2 separate regions of the Homo sapiens genome follow, and region 1 is linked to region 2. The links are chromatin loops, found by intact Hi-C in ENCODE. Cell type or tissue: PC-3. All regions are shown on one strand. Links, peaks and the distances in the headings refer to the core of each region. The heading gives the core; the rest is flanking DNA.

The links. A loop is a pair of places that touch in the nucleus more often than their neighbours do. Peaks named below come from ENCODE experiments on the same cell type or tissue, not always from the same donor. Only the 100,000 strongest peaks of a DNase experiment are listed, where the experiment ranks them.
Region 1: it touches region 2 in a loop (6-fold over the local background); 2 of 110 quality-filtered maps call a loop at or near these places.

Annotation. Positions count from the first base shown.
Region 1 is chr1:47,888,856-47,901,179 of GRCh38, forward strand. The region is part of intron 2 of TRABD2B (TraB domain containing 2B); the gene reads right to left. Among named protein-coding and RNA genes, the nearest start is that of TRABD2B, 100 kb to the right of the region's middle. RefSeq lists enhancers at 5,760-6,757, 8,225-8,725, 9,228-9,753. In PC-3, for the core only: no CTCF peak of the experiment used is centred there; a DNase peak (open chromatin) is centred at 6,126; H3K27ac peaks cover 2,343 bases.
Region 2 is chr1:47,801,793-47,814,116 of GRCh38, forward strand. The region is part of intron 2 of TRABD2B (TraB domain containing 2B); the gene reads right to left. Among named protein-coding and RNA genes, the nearest start is that of LINC01738, 120 kb to the left of the region's middle. In PC-3, for the core only: no CTCF peak of the experiment used is centred there; no DNase peak of the experiment used is centred there; H3K27ac peaks cover 1,493 bases.

The DNA.
Region 1 (12,324 bases), core at 2,509-10,508, 87 kb after region 2:
GCCCACTGGGAATACTCACATTGGAGCTGTGAAGCTACTGAATGATGGGGGCTTGTTGTCACAACAGTTAGCATCACCCACCCTAGGTCAGGTGCCTGTGGCCCGCGCTCCCCAGCCCCTGTACTTCTGGGTTGTACTTGGCGCCCTTGCTTACACTGCACTCTCTGGAGTAATTTGTATGATGTCTGTCTGTCTCAGGAGACAGTGTTCTCCCTGAGGGTAGAGACCGTCTCTCTTCTTCACCACTGAAAATGTGGGCCTAACACAGCCCAGTGCACAGAAAGAACCCAATGAACAGCTACCAGATGACTGATGGACCAGGTGATGGTGAATCCTTCTGAGATCCACAACACACCTTAGCCTCATGGAAGCTGCCCAGAATGGGAGGTCAGGATCGCTGGCTTGGATCCCAGCTCTGCCCCACCATGCAGAAGCCGAATGTCCTTGGTCATTTCACACCACTTCTCTAAGCCTCAGCTTTCTTATTTGTCAATTGAAACAATTTCTCACCTCTCAGGGTTTGGGGGGAAATAAAGGACAGAGAGCCTGTGCAATTGCCAAGCACGGTATGTGGCTTGTCATGTCACATTGTTCATGTGTTCATGTCACATTGATGACAGATACCTGAATCTTATTGCCAGATGTGGGGATAAGACCTTGGAAGTGACTCAAGCCACTGTTGACTCTGCCAATAGCAAACTGTGAGGGCAGTGAGGCATATGTCACCAGAAGATTGTAAAAATAAGACCCATACAGGGTTATCTATTAGGTCAAAGATGCATAGCTGCTGAGAGTTGGTGACCAAAGGATTCAGTGGAAGGATTACTCTCCAGGTATCTAGAATCCTGGACTGGGGCATTTCTACTCAACCTCCAGTCCTTGGCCCCTGAGGCATGAGATCTAGAGCCAGGCAGTACCCTGCCACTGCCCAGCTGGGCAACCACAGGCACAACCTTTACCCTCTCTGAGTCTCTCGTTCTCCATGTTATAAACGAGGAAGACAATACTTAATGTCTTGAGGCGCAGTGTAGATTACATGGGTCAGAATTTGTAAATGTGCTTAGGACAGTGTCTCATCTAGAGGAAGCCAAAGTAAATTATTAGCTCCCTTTGTTCACTGAGCTTTTTGCTACCTGGATGGAATGAAGTTGCTGAATATCTCTGGCTGAGTCTCCTTTTTCTCATCTGGCACAGGTTACCCTGCCTGCCTCACCCACCTGCTGTGACAGTCAAAGCAAGCATGGATGTCACTCTGCTTTGTACACTGCAGAGTATGCTACACAGGTAGGTTGTTAATAATAGCTACAACTATTAGTACTAGTAATAATAATATCAGTAGCTGTGGTTGGAAATGGTAGAAGTAACTACAACAGACTTGGGTAACAGGATCGGGGTCAGGTGGTAATAGCAGCAGTGGCTGTGATGGATGTAATAGCAGTGAGGGTGGCCAATGCCTAACACTGCCCCAGTTAGTAGCAATGGCCATGACCAGCGTGGTCATGGAGGTGGCAGGTACAGTAACAGTAGCAGCAGTGATAGGCTGGTGGCAGAAGAGGTGACAGAGGTAGTCATTGTGCTCAAGCCTTGCTGGCCTCCTTTCTGTTACCAGGCCCATGGAGCCTGCTGCTTGGGGAGATGCTGCAACTTCCTGGGCATCAGTGTTCTACAGGGTGACCAGGCAGTGAAAGAGCATTTCTTCAGCTTCCTACTGCTGGGGGGGCCCAGGTGTCCACAGGTGACTGAGCACTGACAGGTGGGCCAAAGGATCCACAGACCTGATGCTGCAGGCCTCTCATCTGCCAAATGCCTTCTCACATGGTCACCCCTAGGAGCCTTTGAGAATCTCCTGAGCAAAGTTAGGTGTTTTTTCCTCCATTGTCCCTTTAACGTTCATTCAACAAATATTCACTGGAGCCTACTGTAGGCCCTGAAGAAGAAGAATATAATTCCCAACTTCAAAAAGGCAACAGCTTCGAAAGAAATCCTCTGTGCATCTTCATTACAGCAGGTAGGTTGCTGTATTAAGGACGTTTATGGGGCTGTCCTTGGCACTAGTGCCGGTTCCCATCCCTATCTTGTTTGGTATGGAGTCTGGAGGTGCACAACAGCACTCGCTGGATCCCATTCATCTAAGAGATATTTTTGGAGTAGTTACCCAAGGAGAGACATAGGGAACAGTGGCTGAGTTCCAATCCCGGCTCACTATAACCTTGGACAAGTTGCTTAATCTCTGCCTCAGTTTGTTATAAGGATTAACTGAATTATTATTACAAGTAAACTGTTTAGAATAGTGCTTAGTGTACATAATAATGCTATAGAAGTATTAGCTGTGAAAATGTGCCAAGGATCATACTAGGCACTGTTCACATAGCAATGAGTCAAACAAAGTTCCAGCTGTCATAGAGCTTACATTTTAGCAGGGGAACAGATGAGAAACACACAAATATACACGCCATGTAGGAAAAGGTGCTATGAGCAATAAAGCAGGGCGCAGAGACAGAGAGTAAGCGGGGCTACTATGCAGGCAGGGGAGGCTTCTCTGGGCAGGTGATACTTGAACACAGGTTTGGATGAAATGAAGTATATATGAGCCACGGGACTACCTTGGGTAAAAAGGGTTCCAGGCAGAGGCAAGAATATGTTTTGTGTGTTCAATAAGAGCCAGGCACGGTGGTTCATGCCTGTAACCCCAGCACTTTGGGAGGCTGAGGCAGGAAGGCTGCTTGATCCCAGGAGTTCGAGACTAGCCTGAGCAACATAGTGAGACCCCATCTTTACAAAAAATAATTTTTAAAAATTAGCTGGGTGTAGTGGTGCACGCTTGTAGTCCCAGCAACTTGGGAGACAGAGATGGAAAGACTGCTTGAGCATGGGAGGTTGAGGCTACAGTGCACTGAGATCATGCCACTGCACTCCAGTCTGGGCTACGGAGCAAGACCCAATTTCAAACAAAACAAAACAAAACAAAACAACAACAACAAGAAAAAACAAAAATGAAAGAAAAAAAAAAGAAAGAGCAAGGGACTAGTATGGCTGAAGTGGAGTAATGGTGTCAGTGGTCCAAGATGAGGTCAGTGAGGTAGCTGGGGTCAGATTATGCAGAGGCTCTTAGGCCACATTAGGATTTAGCTTTTGCTAGGAGTAAAACAGAAAGCCAGTGGAGGGTTTTCAGAATTAATGTTTTGAAGGATGGCTCCAGGCTCTGTGAGAAGCACAGCCTCCTGGAGTGGGAGAAGGCAACAGAAGGGAGACCTGTTACAGGCAGCTTATTACACGCAATTGTGGTGGTGGCTGAGGCCATGGTGCTGAACAGGAAGGGTGGGGAGAAGTAGTGGAATCCTGCTGTCTGTAGGATGTAGACATGACAGAAACTGCTGACAGACTGGATGGAGGTTAAGAAAGAAAGAGAACAGTCAAGGATGACTCTAAGACTTTTGGCCTGAACAACTGGCAGAATGGAACTGCCATGTGCTGAATTGAAGAAGTCTGGTAAGAATCAGGACTGGGAACCCATGAGGGGGAGAATCAACTATTGGTTAAAAGTTGTTAAGCTAGAGATGTGTATTTGCCACCCAAGTGGAGATTCTATATCACATCTGGATATATGAATCCAGAGAGTTTGTACGAAGAGAGAATTTGGGCTGCAGATTGAAATGATGGTCTCCTCGGTACAAAGTAAGAATGGATAAGTACAGAAAGAAGAGGACTGAGGACTGAGCCCTGGGACCCTCCAGAGTTTAGAGGTCAGAGAGGTGAGAAAGAAGCAGCAAGGAGACTAACAGAGGCTACTGAGGTAGGATGAGTGAAGGACATATTTCAAGAAGGGGCATGTGCTGATGGGTTGAGAAAGATAAGGACTGAAAATGACCCTAGGATTCTTCTATGTGAATGAATGGTGAGGAGGTGATAACAGCTGAAGAATGTATCACACACTGGAGGAAATGGAAGCCATCATCGGAATTCAGGTTGACCATGTGGCTCTGGGAAGGCCAGCACCATGAAACAGCAGGTACAAATCCAGTCTCCAGTTTTAGAGCCTTGGGAAGTGCAGTCTGACATGCAAAGCTTTTAAAATTTTACGAGGGCATCCAGAGGAATAGGAAGAGGAAAAAAGGTAAGCTGGTGGGGAGTGATTTATACACATTACAGAAGTACATAAATGGTGCTGAGGGCTTCCAGCACCCTGCAGAAGCCATTGTGAGGTCAGTGGTGAGACAGGTCTATGTCCAGACGCAGTGTCATCTGGCCAGATGGCCCCTCAGCTGGTGGGTGTGTTTCATCTCCCCTGGGTTACCAGGAGAAGTGGATAAAGTTAGTGACTTATTTATTGTTTTCTGTTTCACATTTCAATTCAGTTGATTATATATAGTTTTCAAATATCTAAAAAAAAAAACAAAAACAAAAACTGATTTGCTTCCTAAAAGTGTCCTCCTCATCCCAACTCCTGGTGTTCTATGGGACAGAGTGCATTCACAGAACCTCTGGGGGGCCAGGCAGAGGGAGTGGCCAGTATGTGGAAAGAACATCCTTTGAGATCAGACTTAAGTAGAAACCCTCACTCCATCACATACCATCTGGGGGATGTTGAACAAATAAGAGCCTCCCTGAATTCTACTCGGGTTTCCTGGGTGTTGCCTTTTTAGGAAAGCCCTACTTTTACCTGCCCTTAGCCCAGGCTGGTGTAGGTTCTCTTTACAGCCATGCTCTTAGCGCACCTTGCCTCACATTTCAATGCTTGAGAGCTTGTTGACACTTGGCTATGAGCTTTTAGAGGGGAGCCCTTGTGTTTGATTTGACAATGAGTACACTGCACAGGGAAGTTGCCAAACATGCTGTTGTTGATTAAATGCACAGTCGCTACCTTCCTAGCGTTGTTCCAGGGACTAAAAGAGAAGAGTTATGAAAAAGTTCCCTGCCCACAAATCAACAGAGGGCTCAGGCATGTCTGCAAACTGCCTAGATTCATCAGAGGGGCAGGCTCTTGGACTCTGCGGGGGCCCAACTTCTCGGGCTGCTTCAGGATCCTGGCTTTGGTGATGGAATCACCAAAAAGCGATTTGTGAGACAATGCTCTTCCAGGCCTGGCATTATCCCGAAACCCCCAAATAACCTGCTGTGGATCCTCCCTCTGATTGTTGATTGTGCTCCTCCTTGAACTTACTTATATTGTCAGCCTATATTCATTCATTTATATTCTTTCTTTACTTCAGTAATTCAAATACTATTATTGAGGGCTCGGCGCATGGGGAGGCACTGTTCTGTATGCTGGGGATACAGTGATACACAGTGTGGGTGGGGGTGTTGCGGATGCAGCCTACAATAATACTTAGGACTCTGCCATTGAGAGCCAAGCCGCCTTGGTTCACATCCTGGCTCTGACACTTAGTACTGTGACCTTGGGCAAGCTACTGAACTTTTCTGTGCTTCAATTTCCGTATCTCTGTAATGGAGATATAATGGTACTTGGTTACTGAGTTTGGGAGGATTAAATAAATTCATCACATAAAGTGCTTTGAACAGTGCTTGACACATGGCAGGCACTCAGTAAGTTCTTGTTATTCTTATAGCAGTGAACACAGAAAAGTCACTAGCCTCACAGGGATTACATTCCAGTGGGGAGACACACAACAAGCACCTTGACAAGGAGCTACCTAATACCAAGTGCCACGAAGAACAGCAGAGTGAGAAGATGGAACAGAATGGGACCAGGGTGTGCTATGTGAGATATGGCAGTCAGGAAGGCTTCTCTGAGGAGGTGATATTTCAGCAGGGCACTGAATGCATTTCGGACCACATGGGACCAAGTCATTGTGTCAATTAGCACCCCACCAGCAGTATGTGTGAGTGCTGGTAGTGAAGGAGGACACTTCCAGTAGCAGAATGAACAAGCCAAGAGTGAAGAATAGGGACAGGGAAGTGAACATGACGTACCACTCCTTCCACAAAGAATCTGGGGCACCGTGACACATGCTCTGCAACATGTGCTGAGGACACAGACATGACTCAGATGGCACTCCTGCCCTCAGGGGAGTGGCCAGACGTGGCCACAGACAACCAGAATACTGGGTAGGAAGAGCTCAGGAGGAAGAGCTCTGCCAGTACAAGGGCAGGAGCCTCCTGCCTCCTCCTCCACCACCCCAGTCCTGGCTCAGCTTCCTGCATAACAAGGGATCTAAAAACGCATCTCAAAGGGTTGGGAGATATTCAAACAGCCCTCAGGACAAAATCATATCCTGCGGCCCCTGCCTCACCCCAAGGATATAGATTTGACACTCAACAAAGGAATTCCCCAGGAGACGGCCACAGGGAGGAAGACCTGAGTTTCATAGCCTGAGCCTACACTGGACACAGAGGATGAGCGGAGGGGACGTGGATAGTCTCTTGCAGCCCACTCGCCCCACCCCCCAGCCAGGAAGCCCAGCCCAACACCCGCTTCTCACTGAAGTTACCATAAAGCACAGCCTGTATCTGATCACTCTGTGTGAGCACTGAGCGAGCTGTGGGTTGCTCTGCTGAGCGGAGGGAAGCATGTACACTTCCAAGTTCAACAACCTTGATGCCTGGCAGTGGGTGCCCTGGGACTGCCCAGCCTGGACCCCACTGCCCCCCTCCCACCACAGTTAAAGAAAGGCTCCTTGTTGAGGAGAGGAGCTGGTCAGGTTGCCCTCAGGTCTCGCTTCCCCAAGGACCAGGTGTTTTACTCGGCAGCAAACCAGAGCTGTCCTGGAACCAACCCTGTTCAGACTTTGTCACCCTGTCCATCACCCTGGCTTGGCTGCAGGGCCCAAGGTGGCAGGAGACAGAGTTCACTCCTCATTTATTTTCAACATCCACTCTAGGGAGGTTGGATTAAAAGTCTCCTGGAATGACAGTGCCAGAAAGCCCTTGGGTGATCCTCTGGGCTGAAAGGGGCCCATAGGGCAGAGATTTCCTCAGGTCGCACTGCTGAGGAGGGAGGGGCAGAGATGGTGCTGGCACAGATCCCATGCCCACCCCACTCCCAGGCCTGCCTCCTCGTACTAGTGTTTGCTTTCCCCCAGGCCTGCGCATATTCTCCATCACTGGGACTTGTCCCACCAGTGAAGGGGGGAAGGTTCCTGTGTGCCTTGGCCCCAGTGGCAGGACTCATTCCAGCAATGGCTGCCGGGGGCATGGTGCCCAGCACTGGGCTTCACAGGCACACATTGTGATCTCCAGCCCCTAAACCACAGGCTGTCCCTGCATCTGTCAAGTGCGATCTCTCCTGGCCCCTGCTGGCCCCTCCAAACAAGCTATCTTTATGAAATGCAATGACTGCCCTCCATATATTAAAATAACACCTCCCCAGGAAGGACCTCACGTCAGGGCTGCCGCACAAAGGGACATTCACAGGATGGCAGAGGGAAGCCAGCGGAGGCTTGGCCCAGGGCCTAGAGGGAAGAGAGGATGAGGAGTTTGGGGGTCTCGGGTTACAGAGAGAAGGGTGGGTTAAGGGAGGCAGGGATGGGGCTGTGGAGGCTCAAGGCTAACAAAGAAACTCTGGGTTCAACAGAGTCACGCAGCCCACTCCACACTGATGATGCAGACCCTGGGCCTGGCTATTTCCAGCCTGGGTCCAAATGCCATGGCCTGTACTGCCCAAACCTCCCTCTGGAACCCAAGCAGAGACCCTGGTGGGAAGTGGGGATGGAAAAGGCCTCAGATATTAGGATCTGCTTCCCAAAGATGTTGTAGCGAGAGTGGGCACAGAAGCCCAGTCTGTGCGTCACTAAAATCAGGCAGGCTTGGGGAACTGGGCTTGCCAGGCTATGTGTGATCTGCCCACGAGCTGAGCTCACCCTCTCTGAGGTACCTCTACCTCTCGGCCTGGGGAATACAGTCTAGATTCCGACTGGCCTGGGTTCTGATCCTGGTACTGCCACTTCTTGGGCAAGAAACTCCAACTCCCTTGGCATCAGTTTCCTCATCTGAAAAGTGGGAATCATGACAACTCATCTAAAAGATGTGTTATGAGGATTAAGCAAGATAGTGTCAGTAAAAGTAGTTGCACATAGTAGGCTCTCTCTCCCTCTCTCCCTAACACATATATACTGAGCCCCTAGTATATGTTGAGCACTGTTCTCAGTATGTGGGATATTCAGCATGCAACAGGCCCAAATTCCTGCTCTCCTGGATCTCACAAGGTATTGGATGTGATAGGGTAAGATGGACAGTAAACAAAAAACATAGCAAGTAAATTATGTAACATGTTAGATGACAGGAAGTGTTATGGGAAAGGAGAAAGTGGAGCAGGAACAGGGGACAGGTGCACTAGGCTGAAGTTTTAAATGGAGCAGTCATTGAGAAGGTGACATTTGAATAAAGACACATAAGAGATGAGGGACAGCAAAGACCCTGAGACAGGATCATGCTTGGCATGTCCCAGAAACAGCAAGGAAGACAACGTGGCTGGAGGGGAGGTAGGAGACGATCAGAGAGGAAGCGAGCTGGGGGCAGCTGATCATTTTGGGCCTTGTAGGCTGCTGTACTGCACTTCCTAGGCGGCCATAGAAGGAGTAACCTGCGGAATGGCCCTGATGGATGAGGAGGAGTTCACCGAGCCAAGAAGCAGACAGGCTCAGAGGTGTATCCAGAAAACAGGCTCTTCCACACGGGGAGGACCCTGGAGGGCAGCTGCAAAGATGGAAGATTTTTGATGTGTTTTGGTAAAATGTGAATTGCATCTGAGGAAGAAATAGCTCTTCTTTTAAAAGGCAAGGTAGGGCCACCATATCTCAGATCCTGTATTCATCACCTTTCTTCGTAACTACATACTTGTCCTTATCACAGCTCAATCAGTTTCCTCCCTACCCCTCATTTGCACCACACAGGTGTACACACACACACACATATACAATCTGACCTGCCCCTGCCCAGCTAGAGAGCAGGTACCCAATGGGCCAGACACTGCAGCCGACCTACTCTACCTCTCTGAGCTTCTGTATTCTTAAGCTGGAACTGACCATATCTTTTTTAGAGGGTTGATTATTGGTAAGGATTAAACTAACATGTAAAAATCCCTTGCAAAGGATAGCGTTCTATACAAACAGAAGTGTTAGCTATTTACCTGATACAAGAAAAAAATAACTGGAAGTTACTTTTATCCTATAAGAATTTTCCTTCAGTATCTACACTGTCCCAATTCACTGATAATCACTCCAACAACACAGGTTGTTGGGTGGCACAGAATACTGGCTCAGAACATTTTTGTTAGATGAATGAATGAGCAGATGAAGGAAGGGAAGAATCTAGGCATAAAAGGCATAAAAGCAGGCAGGTAAGCTACTGGTGAGGAATGTGGAGGAGGCAACTTGTCAAGCAGGGGCTACGAAGGCTGGAACCCTGAGCCCTAACAATGGCAAGAAAAACAGTCACAACCTCCCCCATTCCCAGAGGCCTCCGCCCCAATCTTTGAGCCCGGGCTGCTCTGGCTCTCCCTCTGATAAAAGTCACTGCCCTCTCACTTAGGTGCCATTAGGATGCTAATGATGTGTGATTAGACCTGCTCTGAGACTCCCATTTGACTGACCTCAGGATGGCAGAAGTTTGCCTGGAGGCCAGGAAAGAAAAACACACAGAAAAGGAGAGGCCTAGGCTCTGGAGGGAAGCCAGGGAGGCACTGGGTGGGAACAGTCAAGAGCAAGTTAGGGGCTCTGCATCTTCAAGGGGACTTTTTTGAAGCCAGAAAGAACCTTGATGGTCATACGAGCTCTAACTCCCTTATCTACAATTCTGAAATCCAAAACGCTCTGAAGAATGTCTTTGGTAACTTGACCTGAACTTATCCAAGGCTATATATAGCCTTGATCTCTCCCACGTTTTGTGAATATTCATGTTTTGCTGCACAAATGTTAATGTATTTGATTAAGAATGCTGCTCCAGGCCACAATGGGGTGTTAAATGATGTATGGATATATACCATATTTTGCCATCTAACATCCAAAAAATTCTGAATTCTGAATTCTGAAACAAATGTGGCTTCAAGGGTTTTGGAAGAGAGACTGGAGATCTACTCTACTCAGCTGTGGATTTCTTTAAATTGCTTATTCCTCCATTGACTCATTCACTCATTCATTCATTCATTCATTCACGCATTCAGTCTTCACGGCCTTCACCACCTACATGTATCCTTTTGCTGTTGGAGAAGGCCTTACATCCATATTTTTCCTCAGCAAGTGCCCACTGAGTCTTTCTGGATGTGAGACCCTGGCCTGGGCCCATAAGGGCTCATCTTACATATCTTTCTGTCTCTGCATTTGTCCACTGGGCTGTGTCCTCTGTTTCCATCTGACTTCCACTCCAGGTGGGGGTTCTTATGTGCACAGGGCATGATCTTCTGCTTGCCCCACAGATCTTGGCATGCATGTTGGTCTCTGCAAGTGGAGTGCCCTCAACAACCTCCTACAGACATGGAGAAGGCCCAGGCCCTGTTCTCTAAGGTGCTCATGCACACCTGGAGGAGTGGGCCACCCAGAGTGGGACCTAGAGAATCACAGATCAGTAAGGCAAGAAGGACCTGCGAGCGCTTCTGGTTTAGCCCCTTCTGGTGCTTTGGTCCCCTGAAACAAGGCCCTGCAAGGCCACTTGGACACTGCTGTGGCCCACTCCATTACATACAATGCCACCTCTAGAAAACTGCTGTCTGATAAGAGGATATCTGCCTACGTGGCACTCTGCCCATGAATCTTGGGAGCAGTGAGAGATGCAATCATTCAAAGTTGGGGAAACCATGGAAGGCTTTCTGGAGGAGGTACTATTAGAACATTTTGAAGAAGAAAAAGGATTTTGGTAAGTTTTGTGTGTTTGTGCAATAGTGGTGGTGGTGGTGGTGTGTGTGGTGGGTAGATACAGCATTCCAAGGGAAGCCCTTGGAAATGATAATGAGCCCTGGTTGTGGTGGACAGGGCGATGCAGCCCCCAGGTCCCATGTTAATGAAGGACTTGTTGCCCCAGCTGCTGTCAGTGCTGTCAGAGTGCAGCCTTGCACTGTCAGTCTCTTTTGCCCCAGTTGCAGAGCCTCTTTGCTCAAAGTTGGGCCCTTCAATGCACGACCCATATCCAATGAGAGTCAATTCAATGAGGAATAAAGGCAGGTATGCAAAGGCCCAGCCAGCTATTTCAGATCCAAGTTTCCCTGTGGAAAGTGCTTGGGCCTGCATCTCAGCTTGACTTCTCCCTCTGCTCCATTTGTTTTCTCCACCCACCCCCAAGGACCTCCCTAATAAATATACATGGAAACCACCTCAGAGTCGGCTTCCCAGAGAACTCACCTGCCAGACTGAGGGGGTGTGGGGGAGGAGGTCAGAAGAGGGTGCTGTTGGCAGATTGTTGTTGGAGGGACTGTTGGAAGATTGGGCTGGAGAGGCAGGACCTGGCCAGCCCACAATACTCTCTCTCCCCGTTTGGGTTTAGGGTTCCTAAGGCAGGGCCCACTTGCTCTCACACGACTTCAGGAGAGAGTGCTAAAGCCATGAGTTGGCAGGAACCGAGCAAGTGCCACCTGCCAGGCACTCTGTTGGGTACTTAGTGCCTGTTATTTAGTGGGATCTTCACACCGACTTTACCTGTAGGTTGTATAATTATCTTATCCTTAATAGATGAAGGAACTGAACACTGAAGAGTTTCAGTCATTGCCAAGGTCATGCAGCTAGAAAGTGGGAGCACCTAAAAGTGAAGTCTGATGCCAAATACACAAGCCTGTGTATTTCCTCCAAGAGGCCCCCACCCCTCCATAGAGCAAGAGCACTGTTATCTCTGATGGCCAAACCTGTTCAAAATTTCTATGTTTGCTAAATGAACGAAGTAAAAACCTAGTTTCCTTTTCTTGGTGTCAGCTAAGTGCTCCGACTATGGCCGGGGTCGGGGCTCTGTGCCTCACCTGATGCCAAGGCCTAGTTGTGTGTGTGATTTTGGGTTCAGTCTGAGACCACAGGACAGCATTTTTGTCTTGGTAAAATTAACTAACCATGACACTATTGGAGGGCCATCCTGCTCTCTCAATCCAAGCACCATCTTTTAAGAGACAAAGAAAGCAGAAAGGGCTGGGAGTGGGCACCAAGGAGTAAGGAGACGGATTTGAAGGGGTTCTATTCAACCTTTTATCTATCATCAAAACCCTCCATCATTAGGTTAGTTGTGCCCGTCTGTCCCATAACATTTACAGACAATCATAAAAGGGTGGGTAATGACTGCAATTACAACTGAAGGACTGGTTTAATGAATATTAAACAGCTTTGAACATCAAAGTACTGGCTAAAGTGGAAACCTAATATCTCTCCTCTCAGCCCCTGCCGCCCTGCAAAAGGG
Region 2 (12,324 bases), core at 2,969-10,968:
TGTCTCTGAGCACGTTCAGCCTGCTCTCACCTCCAGCCCTTTGCCCACACAGGTCCCCATTCCTGCTCTGGGTCTCAACATCTTATTAAAGAAGCAGCAAAATGAGAACCCAACTTGTGTCTGGGTTTCGGAATGATGGGTGAGTTTTTCTTTTGACTCCTTTGTGTTCCTGTGCTTAAAAGTGCATGAATTAATTTTGTAATCAAGAGCATCCTGCAAACAAAGCAACAGGACAAGAACAAAAGGCCCGGTTGGATGTCAAGGCCCAACCTAAAGGCCGCCTACCCTGGAAGCCTTCCTCACCCAGGGAAAGGCCTGAGGAGCTCGGTCCTGAACATCTGCTCTATCCTTGTATTCAGCATGCATGTCCTCAAGCTCCTCTGTCCTCGGGGCCACCGTGCCTGTGCCCAGCCAGATCTGTGGGCATCAGGATCACTGTGGGCATCAGGATCACTGACAAAATGTCAGATGCCCAGATCTCGCCCTCTGGGATCAGAGGCTCTGTATTTTTAACAGGATCCCTGCACACTTCCTAAGCAGTCTGACCGTCTCTGGCATTTGAGGATCGTGGCTCTAATGGAACACAACCTGCTCATTTTAGATGGGGACACTGAGGCCCAGGGAAGGGAAGGGAAGGGAGGGACCTGCTCAATTCACATAGCTAGGCCTGGAGCTAGTTTTAGGAGACAGAGTATCCCAGACTCCTTTGTTCAACAGAAGGGAGGAGGCTGATCATTATTTGGGCTATTTAACACAGATAAAGAGAAAAACTTGGTCCCTGTACAGAAAGTCAGGAGGCTGTCTCAGGGAACTGGTCCCTGCTGTTAGCCCAGCCTAGCCCTCAGTCTTTAGGCCCTGCTCATTCTGTCTGCACAATGCCTTGGACACCAAGTTCCCAGCCTTGTCACCCACCTCAATTCAGGCCCCAGCATTTCTCGTTGAGTCCCCTGCACCAGTCCCGCCCATCTCCGGGCACACCCCCTCCCTTCTCTTCTATACCATAGTTATCTGTCATGGTCCTCTTTTAAATGCACAAATCTGATGATTTCTCTCTCTCTCTTTTGCTCAAAACGTTCACAGGTCCCTCCCACCTGCAGGCTAAAGGGCTAGCTCTTGAGTAGAGCCTCCAAGGCAGTAACCTGGACCCTGCTATGGTCAATAACCTCATTTCTTACATGGCTTTCATGCCTCCAAATACTAAAATACTCAGCATTCCTTCAAGCAAAAAAAAAAAAATCTTCTGCCTTTGTGCCTCTGTAAATGCTGTTCCATAGGGAAATCCGGCTCCCTCGTCTCCACTTGCAAACTCAGACTTAGCTGTCCAGACTCTCCTCGGCTGTCTCCTCCAGGAAGCTTCTCTGACCACCTGGGGACTGGGTTAGGCCCCTCACTGGGGGTCCCACAGCCTCCATGGGTGGCAGACTGATAGATTAATGGCCCTAAACCTTAGCCCCTCCCTGTATTCATGCCCTTTTCCATGGAACTTTGTAGCTCCTTTCCAGTCTGACCCTGGACATCCTTCAGCCAAGGGGATGCTAGTAACCATTATAAATTCAGGCCTGAAAAGTAGTTACGTGCTGCTGATGCTGCTGCTGCTGTCTGCACCTCTGCCACTGCCCTGAGAACAATCCAGGCTAGACTGCTGGATGATGAGAGACATGTGGCGCAGAGCCGTCCAGCGAAGGCCATCCTCCACCAAGAATAGCCAACAGCCTGCCAATCCCCATACATGCAAACTAGCCCAGCCAAGATCAGCAGAGACTATTCACAATTGTCCCCAGATGCATGAGTGGAAAACTCTTATTGTTATTGTTACACAGCATAGTTGTGGTGATAGATACACCATGCTTCCTTCCACTACGGAGTGAACATTATATTGTATTTGCTGTTTAGCTACCAGCCTCCCACATTAGGCTATGAGCTCCTTCAAGACAGGAATTGTGTCGTGTTCATTTTTGAATTTGCAGCACTCAGCACTGTGCCTGGTGAAGATAAAGTGTCACTTCATTGTTTCTTTATTTCTTTGACACTGCTATGGTCACTTCATAGTTCAAGGCTGCTCATTGAGTCCTTAAATCTAGCCCCTACAACTTCTGCACTCTGCATTTTGAGGCATGCCACCACCTTGTGGCAGAAGGTCCCACCAAGTGGCAGCAGTCACTTGGTTCAAGAACACATAATCTGACCAGAAAAGCTCATAAAATAGGTGTGCACAGCCAGGCCAAAGTACTAACATAGGCAACAGGGCCAAGCGTGTGCTCATGAGATCACCTCCCTCCCCTCTCATTTTGTTCATGGCTGGGCAGGAGCGCTAGATTGCACTGGATGCAGCCCAGGCTGCTCCACCTAATGAGCTGGCTGGAGATGAGGTCAGCCCCCACCACCCCCTACCCAAAACTCCACCTCTGGGCCTTCTCCAGGCCTCTAGGCTCTGGCCGCCACCATTGAAATCTGATATGTAGCCATCTGGTGCAGGGTGTCGATGGCAGCATGGTGGCTGGGGATGGATCACAGGAGGCAGTGGCCCTGTTGCTGTGGGCATTGCTAAGGCAACAGGCACTTCCTCCCACACGGCACATGCCTCGGATGAAAGTGTCCATGTCGAGTTGATCCGCTCTCCTTCCCTGGGGGCCTGGGACACAGGCTTCCCGTGACTACACTCGGCCACTGCACACACCTGCTCCCTTGTTTCTCGGCGTCGGCTTGGCCAAGACACCACCTGACCTGTGGTGAGGTCATCGGCCCAGGCACCCAGAAGAGCTGACTGGAGGAGAAATGTCTCCCCAGGACCTTGCTCGACTCACAGAGTTGCTTCTGCAATCATGCAACCATCACAGAGCTGGAAGGTGTTCCAGTGAATTTAGTATGTTATAATCTGTGGGGTGCTAAAAACAGTCCTGGCATGTAGTAAGTGCTGGATAAGTGTTTGTTAAATAAAACTGAGAGGAAAATAGACCTAAAGCTTCCCAGATTGGAGCTGGAAGAGCCCTGGAGGTCATCTGGTCCAGAGGCTTTTCAGGCCTTTTAAAGCCATGTTCTTGCTGTTGTTTTCCAAAGGAATCTTACTTAGAACTCAAAATATGGAGAAGGTAAAAATGGAAACTTCCCTGGTTGATGTAAGGGAGGCAGGCGGGCGCCTGAAGTCTCACTAGCTCAATGTCTCCCTGCAGCAGGGACTTCTGCACCAAGGCCCTTCTGTGGAACCCACAGGTACCCTGGAGCCTAGTTTGAGAACCACTGATCTCATCCTGTGGCCTCCTCATATTAAAGAGGAGAGGAGGCTAGGGTCCAGAGCAGGCAGGATGGGGCTTGCCTAAGGCCACACAATGAGCTGTGGGCAGAGTGGACTCAACCCCAACTCTTAACTCCTGGTCCAGAACTCTGCAGTGCCCTGGACCACATGGCTGGATTTCCAGATGTCCACAGGCACAGCCCACATTCATCCACACACACTGCCACACCCATTTTTTTTTTTTTTAGAGCCTTGTGAAATAGCCAGGGAATATTTATTGTTAGTCTGTTACTAATAAGTCTGTTATTAATAGTCTATTACAAATATATAAAACAGAGGCCAGACCATTTATGAGGCCTTCCCATGTGTCACAGCAGGAGTGTGGTGGGGCCAGGACTGAAACCCAAGCCTATCATCCTGATTCTCCCTACCTCGGTGGGGTTTGGTGTCTCCCAAAGACCCCTGTCCTTCTTTTTCCTTAGACACTTATCTCACTGAATTGTCCCTGTTCTCTGCCTCTCTGTTTCCTGCTGAATCCCAATGTCTCCATTAGCAGACATTCAGGAAGCACTGCAAGAAGAGGTATGCTGATCCAGAATCATGCGCACTTTCCCTTACACCTCCTGCCCCGTACCATCATTTTGCAATTTATAAAGAAGTCTTCATCCATTCATTACCAGGATTACGATGTTTATTGAGCACTTACTATGTGTCAGGAACTTTCTAAACTCATGTTCATTTATTTAATCTTTACAGCAACTCTGAGGTAACTCTATTATTAGCTCCATTTAATTAAAAAAAAAAAACTGCAGCAAAGAGACATCAAATACCTTGCCAAAGGTGACAAAGCTGGAGAGGGATGGATCAGGCATTTGGGCCAGGCCTGGAATGTATCCTCCTAGTTAACCACTGTCCTGTAGGCCCTCCCTCTGCTCTCCCTGGAAGAGAGCCAAGAGGGATGTTGTCCGTAGTCAAAGATGGGAAACCAAAGAAGCAGAAGGGAGTGATGGGCACAAGGCCACACAGCTGGTAAAAGACAGGGCTGGGGTTTGAAATTACGTCTGGCACCGGACCAGGTTCTCACAACCAGGACTTCAGCGCGGTATGTGCTCCTTCACCAGCATCCTTGGTGCTTCCAACAGACAGAGGGAAGCTACATCCATTCATTCACAAACATTTACTTTCAGCTCCTCTCTGCAGGGATTTGAGATTAGTAGATTAATTGGACTTGGCTTCCATCTGTGCAGAGCTCATTTTAGAGGCAGATGTGCCAACTGGCCAGCACAGCAAGGGTGGTAAGTACACAGGCTTTATAATGAAGCGCCTGGCCCTGACTCCTGCCTCTCTTTCACTCACCCTGAATTCCCAAGCCTGGTGCTGCTCAGACTCGAGATGTCTTCTGCTCCTGGCCACCTTAGAATAACAAACCTTCTTTGTACATAGCCTCGGTGGCCCACTCTAGGATAATGTTTATGATAAGGCTTTGACATGGAATAACAAACATCGGGTGAAGGCTAGAGCTGCCTCTCTCACCCTGGATGGCTGTGTGGAGGCCCAGCCACCAGGAGCTCCAGAGCATCCTCTGTGGACTCCCCTCACCAACGCTGGCTGGACATGAAATGGCTTGTGGCATCTGCTGAATGTAGGCCCAGAATTTAAACACGTCTTCAAACGAGGAACTAGGAAGGAGTGAGGCAGGCGCCAGGAGGGTGGGAACAGGTTTATTGTTCCAGAGTAGTCCTGTAAACAGTCCTAGATGGGCTGGAATGGTAGACTTGAAGGCCTATGTTCACTTGATGGCCCAGCAATGGCACTGAGAAGGCAGCAGGACCCCCTTAGTCAAGAAGAGGGTTTAGAGTCAGGGTCCCTTGGGACAAGCCTGGCTCTCAGCTTGCAAGTCTGCTCACCCAACTCAAAGCCCAAGGGAATCACTGCAAAGGCCCCAATCCACTCAGCCATTCTTCCTGAGCACCAGGCATTGTTCTAGGTGCTGGGGAGTTAGCCAGGGACAAAACAGACTTTAAAAATCCCTGCCCTTACAGAGCTCACCTGCTAGAGGGGTAAAGTGAGAATACATAAATTATTAGTAAAAATACTAATATGCAGCATGTTGGACACACAACAATGGCTTCATTAAACTGGAAGTGAAGACTGCCACCCAGCCACATGGATTCCTCACACCTCTGAGTCAACAGGCAAAGAAGGGGTTACTATGCTGCCTGGAATGATTGATCCTGACTACCAAGGGGGAAATTAGATTGCCACCCCAGTGGAGGTGAGGAAGAGTGTTTCTGGAATGCAGGAGACCTTTTAGGGCATCTCTTAGTATTACCATACCCTGAGATTAAAGTCAATGGAAAACCACAACAACCCAATCCAGACAGGACTACTAATGGCCCAGACCATTCAACAATGAAGGCTTGGGTCATGCCGCCAGGTTAAGAACCATGAGCAGTTGAGGTTGTTGTTGAAAGCAAAGAGAATACAGAATGGGTAGTAGAAGAAGGTAGTCAGCAATACCAGCTATGATAACGTGACCAGTGACAGAGATGAGAACTGTAATTGTGATGAGAGTTCCTCCCTCTTTTGTTATTCATATTTGTGTGTGTGTGTGTCTGTGTGTGTGTTTCTATCTCAAATATCTTTGCTTTCTTCCCTCTCATCCCTTTATCATATAACATAAGATATATTGACTTATAGTATTTAGGTATTGTTAGCTTTACATCATATATTTAAGGTACAGGATATCAAGAAAAGTAAATGTCACCCAAAGACTTTGCATCCTCTTCTGGGGAAAGAAACAGAGCATTTTTGGTGTATGCAGGATAGCAGCATCATGTTAGGTGGAACTATGGCCATGTTATTGTCAGTATTTGGAGATTCAGTATGGTTGAAGATGTGTATGGGAGCCCAACTGAGAAGGGGTGAACTTGTGATGGTTAATTTTATGTGTCAACTTGGTTAGGCCACGCTATCCAGATATTTGGTCAAACTTTTTTTAGATGCTTCTGTGAAGGTACTTTTTAGATGAGACTCATATTTAAATCAGTAGGCTTTGAGATGCAGATTACCCTCCATAACGTAGGTGGGCTTCATCCGCTCAGTTGAAGGCCTTACTAGAAAAAATCTGACCCTGTCAAAGAACAAGGAATTCTACCAGCAGACTGCTTTTGGACTTGAACTGCAGCATCAACTCTTCCCTGGATTTCCAGCCCGCTGGCCTGCCCTGCAAATTTTAGACTTACCCACCAATGTCACCAACACTACGTGTGTGTGTGTGTGTGTGTATAAAATGTATATACCTATATATATATTTACAGAGATACATACACACATACATATATTCTATTGGTTCTGTTTTTCTGGAGAACTAATACAGAATATGTTATAGAAAAAAATAAAGCAGTAAATTGGATGGGGAGTGATGAAGGAAGGGGAACCAGCAGGTGCAAAGGCCCTGTACATATGTGAGGAGAAGCAGAGGCCAGCGTGGCTGAAGCTGAGCCAACAAGGAAGACAGTGATGGGAGACAAAGTTAGGGTTAATGAGCAAGCCCCCAATTACATGGAGCATTGTAAAGATGCTAGGAAACCATCTCACACCATAATTCTTTCAGATAAGGACTATTTCCATATGACAAACAAGGAAACTGAGCCCTTGAGGAGGGTAAAGTCACTTGCATAAGGTCCCACATTGAAGAACTAACGAGTTAGGATTCAAACTCAGGTCCAGCTGGCAGGTCTGGGTTCTTTCTGCTGTCCCTGGTCCTGGCCCACCAAGCCACCTCCACCCAACCAGCTGGTAGGAAGTACAGACAAGAAGAGACAAGTAGGGGCCAGTCTTTGAGGCCCAGGTTCTAAGCTGTCAGCTGGGAAGGAGAGGGGGTGTTAGAACTTTAGCTGTGGTGCACTGTCAGAGCTGCCATATGAGAATAAGAAAGAGGTCACCCTTGCTAAGGTAACCTCACCTGGTTCACGGCCTCCCCAGTCTGCTTTCACTGCCCAGGCTGACGAAACCTTGCTCCCTGCCCAGGATCCCCTCCTCTGCACGTCCTCTGTCTGGAAACCTCTCTCCATCTACCAGCTGACACTCCCCTTTGCACCTGGCTGTAGAGGCTCCTTCCCTCAGGAGAACTCTGAGCCATGGACTGCAAGGGTCCCCTGCTAAGTGCCCCCAAAGCACCTGACACTTCCCAGGCCAGGTACTCCCCATTTTATTACTAACACTCGTCCTTCCCGCTTGAGGATGAATGCTCTGAGGTCAGGCAAATCCTCTGTCTTCATCTTGACTATGTTCCCAGAGTGCAGTGCCCAATACACACATAGCAGCTGCTTGAGGAATGCTTGTAGGATGAATAAGTGAATGGAAAGCCAAGTGAGTCGCCCGTCACAGGACCCCCACCCTGAGCAGCTCCCTGCCAGAAGCCAGTACCTCCCATGGTGCAGAGCTGGGAGGAGCTGCGCCTGCTAGACCCTGGGCCCAAATCATCTCTCAGCACTGGGTAGGGGTGGAGGACAGCTCACTTCACAGGAAGCCTTCTCTGGCCTGGGGGACATTTCTTCAAAGGTTAGAGCTGCCAGGCTCTGGCTGAGATTTATTTATTTATTCTCCTTGCCCCATCGGCAGCACCAAAGCCATGCCGACTACCTCCCTGCTTCCTGTTCAGTATTCCGAGTCTCCTAGGCCTCCAGCACTGAATCCTGTCTCCGGACACTGGGCTACTGAGCAGCAGGCATCCAAATAAACACAAGATTTCCTGGAGCTGTGGACTGGCTCTGGGCTGGGAGCAGGGACCAGGGATCTAGTCACCACTGGACTCTTCACTACGAACCTCTGGGTGAATTATTTTCCTTCCCTGGGTCTTGGTTTACTCACCTTTGAAAAGAACTAATTTACACATTCATTGAACAAATATTTATTGAGCACTTATGTAGCAGATGCTGTTCCAGGCCCTGGAGGTATAGGAGTGAACACTGCAAATAAAGATCCCCACCCTAAAGGAGCTTTCATTCCAGTAGGAGAAAGCTGACCATAAAGAAACAAGAAGTAAACCATCCAGTATGTTGGAGAGTGATAGTTGCTATGGAGAAAATAAGGCAAAGAGGAATATAGGGTGTGTGTGTGTGTGTGCGCGCGCGCGCGCGCACGTGTGTGTGTTGGGAGTTGATATTTTATTATTATTATTTTAAATTTTTTTAGAGTTGGGGCCCTGCTCTGTTGTCGAGGCTGGAGTGCAGTGGTGCGATCTCTGCTTGCTGCAGCCTGAGCCTCCTGGACTCAAGTGATCCTCCTGCCTTAGCCTCCCAATAAACTAGGACAACAAGTTCGTGCCATCACCCCCTGCCCCCCCGCCACCCATTTTAGATAAGATGTCCAGGTAAGGTTGCAATGAGAGGTGACATTTGAGAAAAGGTCTGAAGGAGATGAGGGAGGGAGCCACGTGGGTATCTGAGAGAAGAGGGAACAGGCCCTGAGGCAGAGCAGGCCTGATAGGTTTGCAGCCAATGTGGCTGGAGATGCATGAGCAAGGGGGAGTGAGGCGACGGACCTGTGTTAGGCAGGGACCCAACAGCAACCAGGTGGCACACTGCCAGTGAGATGAGTTCCAAAGAAGTAATTTCAGCTGAAAGAGTGACTGAAGAGCAGTGATTGTCAGAATATTCACGAAGGTGTGGGCAGGCCATAGTGAGGCAGCAGGGAGTAGCTGCAGGGGGAAGCTTACCTGTCTCTAAACCTTTAGGGGAAGAGAGGGAGCAGGGATCTGGACCTGGCACAGCCACAGGCTTGAAAGGGAGCACAACTATGGCTGAGCATGGCCTGGACCACGGCAACGCCAGGGAAGGAGGAGAAGGGTGGGCGGAGGTAAGAAATATTCAACTCCCTTTCCCTTCTGCCTGCCCATCTCCTGCCAGGGAGGACAAGGCGGGAGCCTAGGTGATGCTGCGTCAGCTCATGCACAGGGTGGGGCAGGGAGAGCAGAAAGTGGATCTGGAGAGGAAAGTGGAGAATTTCCAGCACAAGGGAGAGAGGTCATAGTGAGGTGGGTGGTGGGCAGGGCCTGTAGAGCCCTGTGGTCTTTGAAGGCCTGTGGCTTCCTGCTGAGATGTGAAGTCACGGGGAGTCTGGGCAGAAGAACGTGGGGGGAGCTGTGTTGATAATGGAATCTAGGGAGGCAGGGGTGAAGCAGAGAGGTCCAACTGAAGATGAAGGCAGCTCTGCCCTCCTCCCTTCCCCTCACCACCCCCCCATCGCCCACCCAGTGCCCAGCCACAACCCAAGAAGCATGGACTTGGCCTCTAGTACAGCTGTCGCCTGCCCCGTGGACTTGGTGGTGCTGCCCACACCTCCATCTGCCCTGCAGTGGGCTGGCTGAGCTCTCAGTGCTTTCCTGGGCGGGCATCGGGAAGCCTGACTCACCCTAGCTTTCTTTCCTTCTTTTCTCTGAATGCTTAGTTTCTCCACCCAAAGACCACCCTTAAAGATCCTAGTGTTCCTCCTCTGTCCTTCAAGTCATGCCAGGAAATGCTCATAAATCCGGAGCCACCCACATGATGAGATTAGCATTCTGCTGGGTGGGTAGGGAGGCTGATGGTTGGGACTGGCTGGGGCTGGCCCAGAGGCTTGGGGTCTCCAGGAAAGGAGTTTATGTGGGGTCTGCCCTGTTGGAGGGCAAAGGGATCCCTTCGATTTTAGCTTTCAGTACAGCTAAGTCCAAGGGCGCTCAGAGATGCATATTCTGGTGCTGTGGGCTCTGACCCAGACCAGCTGTGAGACCCACTCTCTGGGCCACAGGGTTCCTCTGAAACAGGAGGGTGTGGGAGTACCTCCTAGCTCTGGAAGACCTATTCCAGGAGCCCAACATTTCAGAACATTACACCTACCATCCCATGATTTCAACAGTCTATGTTTCCAAATACTTTACATGTGGAGGCTCATTTATTTTTCTTCAGAGCCCTGTGAGGACAGCATTATTGAAAACCCAAGGCTCAGAGCAGTAAGTGGCATCCCTTGTTCCCCAGTGATGGGGCTCCATACCCAGGGCCTCCACTCTGCCCAGGCTTAATGCATCGAGCTCTCTCTGCTTCTGCTGTGAATCTTCTATTTCTATTCTTCAGTAACTACCTTTGATTTCATAAACCGAACACACTCTGTCCATTGAGGAAAATAATAAAACATACTGGAAAGTCCCAGAGAATCACCTACACCAACTTATCCTCAGTTATAAAGCTTTGAGCAACTTCAAGGTGATGGAGGAGATGACGGAAGGCACGGGTAATTATAATGTGGTAAGTTAATAATAAAACACAGAGGTTGGGGGCCTCAGAGGGGTTTCTGACCCAGCCTGGGAGTCGGTGAGGGAATCACAGGCTTCAGCTGGGCTGCAAAGATGAGTAGCGTTGAGAAGGAAAGTGTTCACCGCAGGCTGTGCATGGTGGCTCACATCTGTAATCCCAGCACTTTGCGGGGCTGAGGCAGGAGGATGGCCAGAAGTTTGAGACAGGCCTGGGAAACACAGGGAGACCCCATCTCTAAAAACAACAACAAAGAGCCAGATATGCTGTCACGTGCCTGTAGTCCCAGCTACGCAGCAGGCTAAGGTGAGAGGATTGCCTGAGGCCAGGAGTTCAAGGCTGCAGTGAGCTATGATCTTACCACTATACTGCAGCCTGGGCAACAGAGTGAGATTCTGTCTCAAAAGAAAAAACAAAGAAAGAAAGAAAAAGAAAGTGTTAACTGCAGAATGATATAGAGGAGCATGGTGTGTTTAAAGACGAGCCAGCAGTCAGGGCTGGAAGACATTCAGTAGTGGAGGGTCTTCAATCTCATGCCATGGACCATGCACTCAACCCAAGCAGCATACATGACCCTCTCTACCTGATCTTCAGACAGTAGACAAGTCACCTGTGGAGGCTGGAATGGATGAGAAATCAGAGATGAGCTGACTGAGGCCCATGGAGGGATAATGGTCTACACGGGAGGCGATCAGTCAGCGGTAGCCGTGGTTACCATTATCACTGTTATTGTTATTAAGCAGCTGCTTCCATTGGTTCGAGGCATGTCATTTTTATTTTCCCTGCTGTCTCAGACCTGCCCTGCTGACACAGCTGCCTAAACTTCAAAAGGCAAGTCTCCATTTTCATTTGCAAAATCAGTATGAAATTCCTAGAGGGCCCCTCTAATTCCTCTGGTCTGACCACATAGCAATTACCAATTTGCAGAGGAGGGAGGGGGTCTCACAGGCCCTCCAGCAGTATGGGGACCTCTGCTCTTCCTTAGTCCTGGGCAGTAGCCAAGGAGGACCGGATTGGAGGGGGCACCTCCAGGTGGCCAGGGATGGAAGGAGAGGAGTTGAGTCTGGGAGTGCTCAATACTGATGAGAGAAATTGTAACATGCCTCTCTGTTTGTCTGCTAAGCCACCGGTTACCAAGCCTTCAGAGACAAACAGCAGCTGAAAGGGCAGAGATCTGACCCAGTTTTAAACCTAGGACCTGCTACATGCAGGCTGTGTGAAGTTCTTATTCTGGCTCTTTGGGGCAGACTCTTCTCTTCTCTTTGCTGCGTCTCAGCTTACCCATCTGCCAAGTGGGGTGTATATTTGTCCTGCCTGCTTGAGACTAGCATTCTAAAAACCTTGTAAAGCAATATTGCCCTTCCTTAGGACACATACCCACACCCACACACACACTTTAAGAAATTTCTGTTCCCTAAGCACCGGGGTGGGTCCCAGTTGCAGGAGGTGTTCTGAAGAGAGGCTGGAATTCTGCATATGTGGATGAGATTTCCGTTCTCTCTTCAGTCTTCAGTATGGACTAGTGCTAGGCTCTGTGCTGGGTGCCAAGGCCATGGGACCAAATCAGTACCCTGTCCATCCTTGACAAGCTCAAAGGCAGGGTGGAGCAAGGGAGGAAGTTCCAGGAAGACTTGCGACAAGATCAAGTAACATTCATTAAGGCTGGGGCTAAGGGATGGACAAGGTGCTGTGAGAGTCCAGCAAATGTGGGGGACCACAAACAGGATTCCCAAAGGAGGTGGCTCTGGCTCTGCAGCAATCCCCTGTGGGGACACACATTTGCCACACAGAAGGGAAAGA